2 separate regions of the Homo sapiens genome follow, and region 2 is linked to region 1. Evidence: chromatin contacts called from ENCODE Hi-C data. All regions are on one chromosome and are shown on one strand. The core of a region is the stretch at or near the end of the contact, and the rest is flanking DNA. Distances in the headings are between cores, read along the strand shown. Region 1 overlaps SH2B2 (SH2B adaptor protein 2). Region 2 overlaps CUX1 (cut like homeobox 1).

Region 1 (5,728 bases), core at 3,229-5,728:
TCAGTGGCAGAAGTGCCGCCTGCTCCTGCGCAGGGCTGTGGCCGAGGAACGCTTCCGCCTGGAGTTCTTCGTGCCGCCCAAAGTGAGTTACCCCATAATCCCACCTAGCCTGGGGGGACCAGAGGAGGCACCTGGGCAGCAGCTGAGGGTGCCAGGGACTGCCTTTGGGGACCGCGTGGTCTAATCTGGTTGACAGGGTGAAGTATTTGGTGCCAGGACCCTGGGAGGTGGGCCTGTCATGCCTCTTGAACAAGTCACCCCTTCAACCCCGGTTCTTCCTTTGCGAGGAAGGGTCCTCTGGCTACACCAAAGGGTTCTGGGGCACTAATTTTTTCTTTTCGTGTGTGTGTGTGTGTGTGTCCGTGTGTGTGTGTGTGTGTGTGTGCGCGCGCGTGTGTGTGTGTCCCTCTGTCACCCAGGCTGGAGTGCAGTGGTACGATCTCGGCTCACTGCAACCTGTGCCTCCCAGGCTCAAGGGATTCTCCTGCCTCAGCCTCCCAGGTAGCTGGGATTTACAGGCACCCACCACGATGCCCGGCTAATTTTTGTATTTTAAGGAGAGACAGGGTTTTGCCATGTTGGCCAGGCTGGTCCTGAACTCCTTACCTCAAGTGATCTGCTTGCCTCAGCCTCCCAGTGTTGGGATTACAGTCGTGAGCCACCATGTCCAGCCTTTCTTTCCTTTTTGTTTTGAGACAGGGGCCGTCACTCAGGCTGGAATGCAGTGGTACAATCATGGCTCACTGCAGCCTTCACCTCCCAGGCTCAAGCAGTCCTTTCTTAGCATCCCAAGTAGCTGGGACCACACACACCGCCACTCCCAGCTAATGTTTTTTATTTTTCGTAAAGACGGGATCTGACTATGTTGCTCAAGTGGTCTGGAACTCCTGAGCTCAAGAGATCCTCCCCCACCTTGGCCTCCCAAAGTGCTGGGATTACAAGCATGAGCCACTGTGCCCAGCCCAGGGCACCGTTCTTGATGTTGTTCAAGAGCCTGGCTACCTGCCCTCCTCTCCTGCAGCCCAAGGGTGCCTGGCACCTCCCAGAGCCGAGGCCTGCAGGGATGAGGGCAGGAGTGACCGAGCACATTCGCAGAGGGCTCCCTGGGAGGTCTGTGTCTGACTCCATGGGGCTCTGCTCTTCCCCAGCTCAGCTGCCAGACTCCAGCCCAGCCCCTGCCCAGGGGGTCCTTTTCTGGCCAGGGGGATGCCAGGCTTCTTTCTGGCTGTCACCAACATTGTTGCTCACTGGCATGCACTGACCCTTCCCCTCTTAGGGGCTGGCCATCAGGTCCCTGGCAGTAGTGTCACGTCTTCTCCAAGGTGGCCCCCCTGCTTTGGAAAGTGGGAATAGCTGTAACAATAGTGCCCACCCTCTGAGAGCCCACAGTGTGTCCAGACCCCAGCCTGGTGGGCATCTGCACAGACACACTGTCATCCTCTGGGTACCCCACCCCAGCGAGGTGAGCACATGGTCCCCAGATTACAGAAGAGAGCGCAGACAGATGCTCAGAGAGGGAAGTGTGGCCTGCCCAACGTCACCCAGCTGGCGGGTGCCAGAGCTGGTCTAACATGGCAGGACATGGTGGCGCGCACCTGTAGTCCAAGCTACTTGGGAGGCTGAGGCAGGAGAATCGCTTGAACCCAAGAGGCAGAGGTTGCAGTGAGCCAAGACTGCACCACTGCCCTCTAAGCTAGGCGACAGAGTGAGACCCTATCTCAAAAAACCAAACCAAAACAAAACAAAAAACTGGGGGCCGAGCGCGGTGGCTCATGCCTGTAATCCCAGCACTTTGGGAGGCCGAGGCAGGTGGATCACCTGAGGTCAGGGGTTCGTGACCAGCCTGACCAACATGGAGAAACCCCGTCTCTAATAAAAATACAGGATTACATGCCTGTAATCACAGCTACTTGGGAGGCTGAGGCAGGAGAATCACTTCAACCCAGGAGGCAGAGATTGTGGTAAGCCGAGATCACGCCATTGCACTCCAGCCTGGGCAGCAAGAGCGAAACTCTGTCTCAAAAAAAAAAAAAAATCCGATCTAATGATACCTGCCACCCTGGTGGTCCCAAGAACGAAAGGAACATGGAAGTGGAGGTCCTTGGGCACTGAGAGGTTTAGGCAGGGGGAGGTTTTGCTGGTGCAGCAGCCGACAGCACCCCCAGGGACCACCGGGGACCCCACACCCACCTCCCGCATCAGGGCCCACTCTGTCCCTGGGTGCTCTCTGAGTCACCCGCCGCTTCTTGGCTCTCTCTCCATCTCTCAGTCTGCTGGGGTGCAGGGGTGTGGGCTCCCCAAGGCTCATTGCCCATGAGCCACATGGGCCCTGGAAAAGTGACTTCCCAGGGACACAGCTACTCTCTGAAGAGCTTTTTCCCCAGGTCCCAGCACCCCTACACTTCCCTAGGGCTTTTTTCCTGCCCAGGCCCCTGCCTTTAATTCCCTGGGAGAAATCCTAGACCCCTAAGCCCGACTCCACTCCTTGTCAGAAAGGGAAACCGAGGCCCAGTGACGGGTGGGGTGGGGCTTACCCGGGGTCACCCAGAGGGCAGGGACAGAAGCCCAGGGCTCCAGTGCCTTGGGCCTGAGTGACAGTCACAGCTGCCCTTCTGTAAATAGCAGTGTCTGCTGCCCTCGGAGAAGGGGAAGGAGCAGCTGGTGCCCGCCCCCGCCCCACTCCACCGCTTAGTCCCAGCAGAGCCCACTAATTTTGCTGCTGGCAGAGGGCAGCGTTCCTGCAGGGTCACTGGGCCCTTCCCCTCCTTTGTGTCATGCAAAGGTGGGGGCATTTGTGGGTATTCAGGAGTCATTCCCATGGGAGGGCAGCTCCTACCATGCTAAGAACTTGGTTGAGTTTCCCAAATGTGTCTGGTCCCAGGAGACAGGCTCCCAGGGTGAGTGAGCCCCCTGGGATGCCCTGAATGATACCCCCACTGCCTCTGCACCCACCCACGGTCCAGATCTCTTGCCTCCAAGAGGCCTAGATGCACCCTTGGAGCAGTCAGGAGCTCGGGGCCTGCAGGCTCAGAAGCCATTGCCTGGCACCTTAGATTTCCCTCTCACACAGCCTTTGAGGTGCCAGCCCTGGTGAGTCAGGTCTCTGGCTTCCTGCCTCCTCACCCCTGCAGGAAGAGCCTCCTGAACCCCAGGTCCCCTCATTGCCCTATGCCAGGCCAAGCCCTGGGGACCCAAGGAACAATGAGGCCGGCCCCCCGCCATTAGGGAAACCACTGGGAAACCTGGTATTTTCAAGATGCTTGCAAATCTTACTGGGGTGAGCCCCGGAGGAAAAGCTTGGGCTACCTAAGTGTTCACCAGGTGGCCAGCACCCTGGAACAGCACTTTTGGAGGTTCAAGCTCTGTGGGCAAAGGCCTGGAGTTGTAAACAAGTTGACCATTCAGGCATGTGGGCACAGTGCGTTGTGGCTGGAGCAGGTGGGAGGAAGCTGGACCAGGACTGACGGACCTCAGATTCCAAACTGGGGAACCACAGCATCTCTGGCCAGCAGGATACCTGCTGAAGCTTCCAGTCCAGGCCTCCACTGCAGGCCTCTGTCTGCTCTGTCCCCAGCCCCGCTGGCCGGCACGATGGCCACACACCGGGGTTAGCCAGGCCCCGTTCATGCTTCAAGCCTAGCCCTGCACGCGCTGGACAGGGGCCAGTTCTTCCTGGAATTCCCATCTGCCTGCCCATCAAATGTGTGGCCTTTCCATTTCCTCCTAAGAAAGTTCCTGTCCTGGAGACAGCGCTGCTGGGAATCTCACTCAGGCCAGCCCCAAGGGGGCCTCAGGCTCACGGCAGGGAGCTTTGAGGCAGAGCGAGTGGGGCCAGGCACAGAGTGGCGGTCCCACAGAGCCCTGCCAGCTCACCTTGGATCAACCCTGCCCGCAGCGTTGTTGGGAACACTGGTCCCTTTTACTCACTCCAGGAAACAGTGAGCCCCGTTCTGAGTCGGGGGCTCCAGGCCCTGCTCTGGAAGGTCGGGTCTGTAGTAGGAGACCAGCATTTTTTCTTTAAGCAACCAGGTTTTAAGACCCATCATTTTTTATTTTTTTATTTTATTTTATTTTATTTTATATTTTGAGACAGGGTGTCACTCTGTCGCCCAGGCTGGAGTGCAGTGGTGCAATCTCAGCTCACTGCAACCTCCACCTCCCGGGTTCAAGTGATCCTCGTGCCTCAGCCTCCCAAGTAGCTGGGATTACAGGCACGCACCACCACGCCTGGCTAATTTTTGTATTTCTAGTAGAGATGGGGTTTCATCATGTTGCCCAGGCTGGTCTGGAATTCCTGACCTCAAGTCATCCTCCTTGGCCTCCCAAAGTGCGAAATTACAGGTGTGAGCCACCACACCCAGCCAAGACCAGCATTTTTTAAAACGTGAACTAGAATAGAATAGAAAATATCACACTCTATCCCACACAGGAAGGGTAACTATTGTCTGGTGAGATGTTTGTTTCAGAGATATTTTTACCTGCGTATGTGTGTATTGGGCCCCAGTGTTAAATGTATTTCTCACAATGGGTCAAGGTCAAAAATAAGAAAACCACAGATCTCGTGGGTGCATTGGGCAGAGGGCAGCCCAGGTGGGGTTTTCTCCTCAGGGCTTGGAGGTAGGAGGCTCAGATGTCAATTCTGGTTCTGTCCTGGACTTGCAAGGTGACTATAGGAGGAGGTCCTTTTTTTTTTTTCTTTTTTTTTTTTTTTTTTTGAGGCATCGTCTCACTCTGTCACCCAGGTGGGGGTATAGTGGTGCCATCATAGCTCACTGCAGCCTCGACCACCTCCCCTGATCAAGCGATCCTTCCACCTTAGCCTCCCAAATAGCTGGAACTACAGGCACTCATGCCACCACACTCGGCTAAGTTTTTTGGTCTCTTTTTGTTTCGTTTTTTTTTCTGTGAAACGGAGTTTCATTCTTGTCGCCCAGGCTGGAGTGCAATGGCGCAATCTCAGCTCACCGCAACCTCCGCCTCCTGGGTTCAAGCGATTCTCCTGCCTCAGCCTCCCAGATAGCTGGGACTACAGGCATGCACCACCACGCCTGGCTAATTTTGTATATTTTTTAGTAGAGATGGGGTTTCTCCATGTTGGTCAGGCTGGTCTCAAACTCCCGACTTCAGGTGATCCGCCCGCCTCGGCCTCCCAAAGTGCTGGGATTACAGGCGTGAGCCACCGCACCCAGCCCATTTTTTGGTCTCGAGTAAAGATAAGGTCTTGCTATGCTGTCCAGGCTGTCCTTGAACTACTGGACTCAGGCCATCCTCCTGCCTCGGCCTCCCAAAGTGCTAGGATTACAGGCATGAGCCACCATGCCTAGCCAGGAAAAATTTCTTTCTTGTTTCAAAGAAATGCCTTCCTCAGCTTCCCCCTCTGTGAAATGGGGATTGGGATACCTCTGTACCAGGGTGGCTGTGGCAGTCTATTTGAGGGCCACTCTAACACCTGGCAGCGGGGAGGGGATGGAAAGGGTGTCGGGAAATGCTGGGGCCACTCACTATCCTTCTTCTGGCCCCCAGGCCTCCAGGCCCAAGGTCAGCATCCCACTGTCAGCCATCATTGAGGTCCGCACCACCATGCCCCTGGAAATGCCAGAGAAGGATAACACATTCGTCCTCAAGGTGAGGTCTCACCCCTAACCTCAGAGATCCTCCAGCTGCCCCAGGCCACCTTCCCTTTAGGTGCTACAGCTCCCTAGGGGAGCGAGGGGAAGGAGCCTAAGGC
Region 2 (5,450 bases), core at 2,540-5,039, 320 kb before region 1:
CTTGGAAAGACATCTCCGGCTTCACATGGCTTCAAAAGAGAACTGTTGACCCCTCCCACACACACCGCCTGCACCACCAATCCCAGTCCCCCTGTCACCTCGGGAAATGGCGTCACCACCCAGGGGCTGCTCAGGCTAAAACCTAGGTGTGCCCTGGGGCTCCCCCTCCTCTCCCCCGACATGCCTGGTCCACCAGCAAGCCCGTCCTTCCTCCTGGATACACCTGGGCTCCCAGCTACACGCTGTCACCTTGGCCCAAGCCACTGTCATGGCCACCCCACCACCACTTCCGTTCTTGGCTGCCTTCTGTCCATTCTCTTTCCCCAGCGGCCTCAGTTTTATTTCTAACGAATGCAGTTCAGATCTTTCCGTCTCCCTGCTAGACCCTCTGATGTCTTTCCATCCAACCTTCCACATTCTGTGACCCCACGTCGCCCTCACTGGCTGGGCCACGGCCCCTCTAGCCCCGGTCTTCACCCTTGAACCTGCCTAGCCTCTGTCCTCCTCCTCTGCGCCCCGTGGCTTCTTCCACTTTCTTCCACCTGGCTCACCCGGAATTCCAGCTACTTGTGCTCTTCCTGTCACACATTGCCTGGTGTGTCATTTCCATCTCTGTCTACCTTTCCCTCCTAGAATGCCATTCCCATGAGAGCACTTTCAGGCCACTTCACGGCGTACGTCCAGCCCCAGGCACAGAGCCCGGGGTATCATAGGTGCACAGTAAACATCTGTTGATGGGCTGGCTGGATTCTATGTGGGAAGCATAATGACCAGTGGTCACAAATTACTGGGGCCAGAGGGGCGCTGCCTGGTGTTAACCGCCTGGTGCCTGCCCTACCTTTAAAGCCAAGAGTGTCCATTTAATGAGCAAGAAGCAGAAATCCTGGGCAAGCAGTGCAGATGTAGGCTCTCGGGAACATGTTGACCACTCAGAAAACCTTCCAGGAGGTGAGTACCAGGAGATGGAGGTGCTCTAGACTGTGATGCTGGGAAAGGATTGTGGGCTAGAAAAAGGGCTCCCTAGGGCCGGCATATGGGCCACTGGGTGGAAGAGGGGCTCTGAGACCCTCACCCTGGAGCAGGTCATCACCCACACCGAAGGAATGAAGCGTGAATTCGGTCACGCTTAAAATGTTGAATTGTTGGCAAAAGCCCAAGTTAATGAAATAGCATGGAAAATGGATGTGATGAGATTTTTGAATTGTAATTAGATTAACATTGTCACTAGTTATCAGTCTGATATATCTTATAAATCAAACGTTGGGTTGATTTATCTTTTATCACTTCTAGGGACTTACTCCTAACAGTAACTCACAAACCAGCCCCAAATCAGAGCTGGTAGGATGGGCTCCCAGCTATCTTTAGGAGGTTTGTTGGTTTGGGGAAGACAGCTCCCCCTTGGCAGGGCTCAGGTGTTTTCTTTCTTTTTTCTTTTTTTTTTGAGACGGAGTCTTGCTCTGTCATCCAGGCTGGAGTGTAGTAGCACAATGTCGGTTCACTGCAACCTCCACCTCCTGAGTTCAAGCAATTCTCATGCCTCAGCCTCCCGAGTAGCTGGCACTACAGGTGCCCACCACCATGCCCAGCTAATTTTTGTATTTTTAATAGAGATAGGGTTTTACCATGTTAACAGGCCAGGCTGGTCACGAACTCCTGACCTTAGGTGATCCACCCGCCTTGGCCTCCCAAAGTGCTGGGATTACAGGCGTGAGCCACCGTGTCCGGCTGGGTGTTTTATTTCTTCGTCTGTTATTCAGGAACTTTGTTTCCAGCGCTGTGAGTATGAGTACAGGCCCAGGGCTGGGTGACAGAGTGCGGAGAGCGGGGCCCTACCCTTGAGCTGTTTCTGGAAGGGCTCCCAGCCAGCACCGGGCTTAGGGAGCAGTGCCCTGCAGTGTCATTCTGGGCCAGGGAGGTTGTGATGAATATTATTCTCAACAGAGGGTCCCCAGGGCAGTGATGCCACTACTCAGGATCTTACAGAAGAAGAACCTTCAGGCTGGGTGTGGGGGCTCACACCTGGAATCCCAGCACTTTGGGAGGCCAAAGTGGGAGGATTGCTTGAGCCCAGGAGTTCGAGACCAGCCTGGGCAACATAGCAAGACCCTGTTTCTCCAAAAAAAATGTTTAAAAAGTAGCTGAGCATGGTGGCATGCACCTGTGGTCCCAGCTACTGGGGAAGCTGAGGTGGGAGGATTGCTCCACCCGAGAGGTCGAGGCTGCAGTCAGCTGTGATTGTGTCACTGCAGTCCAGCCTGGGCGACAGAGGGAGACCCTGTTTCCAATTAAAACAATAAAAATCTTCATTTTGAAGAATCTGACCAGTTCTCTACCTGGCACTTGAGTGAAAAATGACACAATCCAAAGTAGGTGGCAGATTGGTTCTCACTCAGGCAGACCCTGGAGACACCTCTCCCGCTTCTGACTCAGGGGAGAGTGCGGTGACATAAACCACCTTCTTCTGCTCTAGGCCAGCTTGTAACTGTTCAGCCAGCCAGCCGTCTCCTAACTCTGTGACCCCCGGCCCAAGAACAGGGCTCCTGAAGGCCCCGAGAACCAGCCCGCCGTCCGCACGGATGTACCTGGAAGCCACAGTGCCCCACACCCCGTGGGACTTTCTCCCGAACACAGCACCTGCGCTTCCTGACTCCTCTCTCTGAATCTGGCCTTTGAGTTCAATGTCCTGGGAACTTAACTCTAGGGATGCTCTTTCCCCCTTTAGCTACCGAGTCACATGCTGCGTCTTTGGAAATTTCAGGCAATATTTAGTTTGGTGCAAAAGTCATTGTGGTTTTTGCAATTAATTGCAAAAATAATAAATGGAAAAATGAATTTGTGGACATCAGGCTTGCCTAGGGAGATGACCTAGGGAGAGGCCTCTTTTGGCATAGCTCCTGAACAGGGAGAGGTCCTGACATGAATACCCCCCGTTTTGTGAATCCTGAGCCAGTACTGTGTCCCCGGCCCCCTCCTCCCCCAACCTATACACACGCCTCACTTTCCCTTGCAGGACGTTTTCTACCACAGTTCCTCTCTCCTGACATAGTATGTGTTTGTTTCTTACTTGTCTTGCCGCATGAGGATGTAAGTTGCCTGAATTCAAAAACATGTCTTCTTTTTTGTGAATGAAAGAGTGGCTGGCATGTAGCAGGTACTGAAATTATTTGTAGAGTGAATGATAAATCTCAGTTCAGGGCACTCAGTGTGGCCTGGGCTACGTGGAATAGCCAATTGGTGGCCACAGAGAGTGGCCAGCCATTCCCAGGCTGGCAATGTGAGTCTTAGCCACTCTCTTTTACAGATAATGTGCTTATTAAAATGATATCCCAGGCATTCCCCAGTGGTGTTTGAATCGTGAATGCAAATGTCAGAGGCTCTGAAGTTTAAAGTCTTTTTTTTTTTTTGAGACGGAGTCTCGCTCTGTCGCCCAGGCTGGAGTACAGCAGTGCGATCTCGGCTCTGCAACCTCCGCCTCCCTGGTTCAGGCGATTCTCCTGCCTCCGTCTCCTGAGTAGCTGGGATTACAGGCAAGCACCACCACGCCCAGCTAATGTTTGTATTTTTAGAAGAAACGGGGTTTCACCATGTTGGCCAGGCTGGTTTTGAACTCTTGACCTCAAGTGATCTGCCGCCTTGGCCTCCCAAAGTGCTGGGATTACAGGCGTGAGCCACCGCACCTGGCCAGGTTTCAAGTCTTGACTCTAATAAAACCAGGGAGGTTTCGCTCAGCCACATAAGTGGGAGGGAAAATTAACTGTTGCTTTCTGTATTCACCAAGATGGCCTAAAATAAGCAAGCAGAAAAGGGAAGAAAGAAAACCAAACCCATGAGGTTGTCCAAGTCGATCTTGGCAGGTATTTTCTTGCCTGTTGATTGCTAGAGTTTCCCTCTACCTGCATTGCAGGCTGAAATGTATGACTCAGCCCTGACCAATAACATAGCAGTAAAAAGTAGTTTCCCCTGAGAGCTTTCTCTTCCTCCATAGCTGTGACTGCTGACATCTTCCACTGTAAGTGAGAAAAGTTGAGTGTGCCCTGCTGCCTCGTTTTTCTCACCAAGGTGTTATGAGCTGGTAGGGAAGGCCAGGAGCTAGGGCAGCAGCTTTAGAATTAGTGCAAGAGACAGGAGGACAAGTCACTGGGTCTCCTGAATTTCCTCACCTGCAAAACAGGGACAGTTTTTAAATTTCTTTTTTTTTTCTTTTTTTCTTTTTTGTTTGAGATGGAGTCTTGCTCTGTCGCCCAGGCTGGAGTACTGTGTTGTGATCTTGGCTTACTGCAACCTCTGCCTCCCAGGCTTAGGTGATTCTCATGCCTCAGCCTCCTGAGTAGCTGGGATTACAGATGCGGGCCACCATGCCCGGCTAATTTTTGTATTTTTAGCAGAGATGAGGTTTCACCATGTTGGTTAGGCTGGTCTTGAACTCCTGGCCTGAAACGATCTGCCTGCCTCGGCCTCTCAAAGTGCTGGGATTACAGGTGTGAGCCAACAGGGACTTTTTTTTTTTTATTATACTTTAAGTTCTAGGATACATGTGCACAACGTGCAGGTTTGTTACATATGTATATATGTACCATGTTGGTGTGCTGCACCCATTAACTCGTCATTTACATTAGGTATATCTCCTAATGCTATCCCTCCCCCCTCCCCCCACCCCATGACAAGCCCCGGTGTGTGATGTTCTCCTTCCCCAACAGGGACAGTTTTAATCAATCCCCTTTCTGGGTGGTGTCAGGACACCCACAGAGGTGTGGGTCTAAGCGCTTTGTGAGTGTCCACGTCCTGTGCCTAAGGAAAGCACTAGTCATTCATTCATTCACCCAACAGTTCCTGACGGCCCACCTCAACAGGAAGGAATATTATACAGCCACTAAAATGTAAAATCACCAGTGCTGTTCAGAAGGACGGAGATGTTTATGTCATTGGCTGTGTGACCAAAAGAAAAAGTTCTGCTGGGGATGTGGGATGGGCATATACGTGTTTTGAATATAAGATCTTTCTTTAATGCTGTTATATTTGGTCTCCATAAAATAATTATTCTTTGGGTGACAACCTCTTAGAAAAAGAAAGACAAAAGCAGCTATTTGCATAAACCTCAGCCCAGGTGTGGTCTCCAGCCCCAGGAAACTTCTCTAACACCCCTCCCATCCTCCCACCAGTGGTTCCTCCCTCGGTGGCATGAGGTGGTTCAGTTTTTTTCCTCTGTGCCCACCCTGGGGTGCCCTGGGCCCATGGCCACTGACTGCAGTGAACAATTATGTGTGAGTCTGTTAGTTCATTTGCATTGCTATAAAGAAATACCCGAGGCTGAGTAATTTATGAAGAAAAGAGGTTTACTTGGCCCATGGTTCTGCAGGTTGTACAAGAAGCATGACGCCAGCATCTGCTGCTGGTGAGGCCTCAGGAAGCTTCCAGTCATGATGGAAGGCAAAGAGGACTTGACATATCAC

What was found. Hi-C counts contacts between places; a loop is a spot of excess contacts on that map. Pooled maps may share reads with other maps.
Region 2: a map with no recorded cell type shows a loop between it and region 1 (8-fold over the local background). The contact joins two enhancer-like sites. A Hi-C loop is called at or near these places in 6 of 37 single-sample maps with no recorded cell type and 4 of 50 pooled maps.

Annotation. Positions count from the first base shown.
Region 1 is chr7:102,301,198-102,306,925 of GRCh38, forward strand. It overlaps SH2B2 (SH2B adaptor protein 2), which reads left to right. Exons shown (of 9, transcript NM_001359228.2): 2 at 1-82; 3 at 5,524-5,625. Among named protein-coding and RNA genes, the nearest start is that of MIR4285, 11 kb to the left of the region's middle. RefSeq lists enhancers at 4,562-5,348, 4,809-4,968. Within about 2 kb of position 4,479, at least 4 of the 41 ENCODE cell types and tissues checked have a DNase peak (open chromatin) inside an H3K27ac peak, as active enhancers do.
Region 2 is chr7:101,978,227-101,983,676 of GRCh38, forward strand. The region is part of intron 2 of CUX1 (cut like homeobox 1); the gene reads left to right. Among named protein-coding and RNA genes, the nearest start is that of CUX1, 160 kb to the left of the region's middle. RefSeq lists enhancers at 367-1,008, 3,536-3,655, 3,686-3,795. Within about 2 kb of position 3,790, at least 7 of the 41 ENCODE cell types and tissues checked have a DNase peak (open chromatin) inside an H3K27ac peak, as active enhancers do.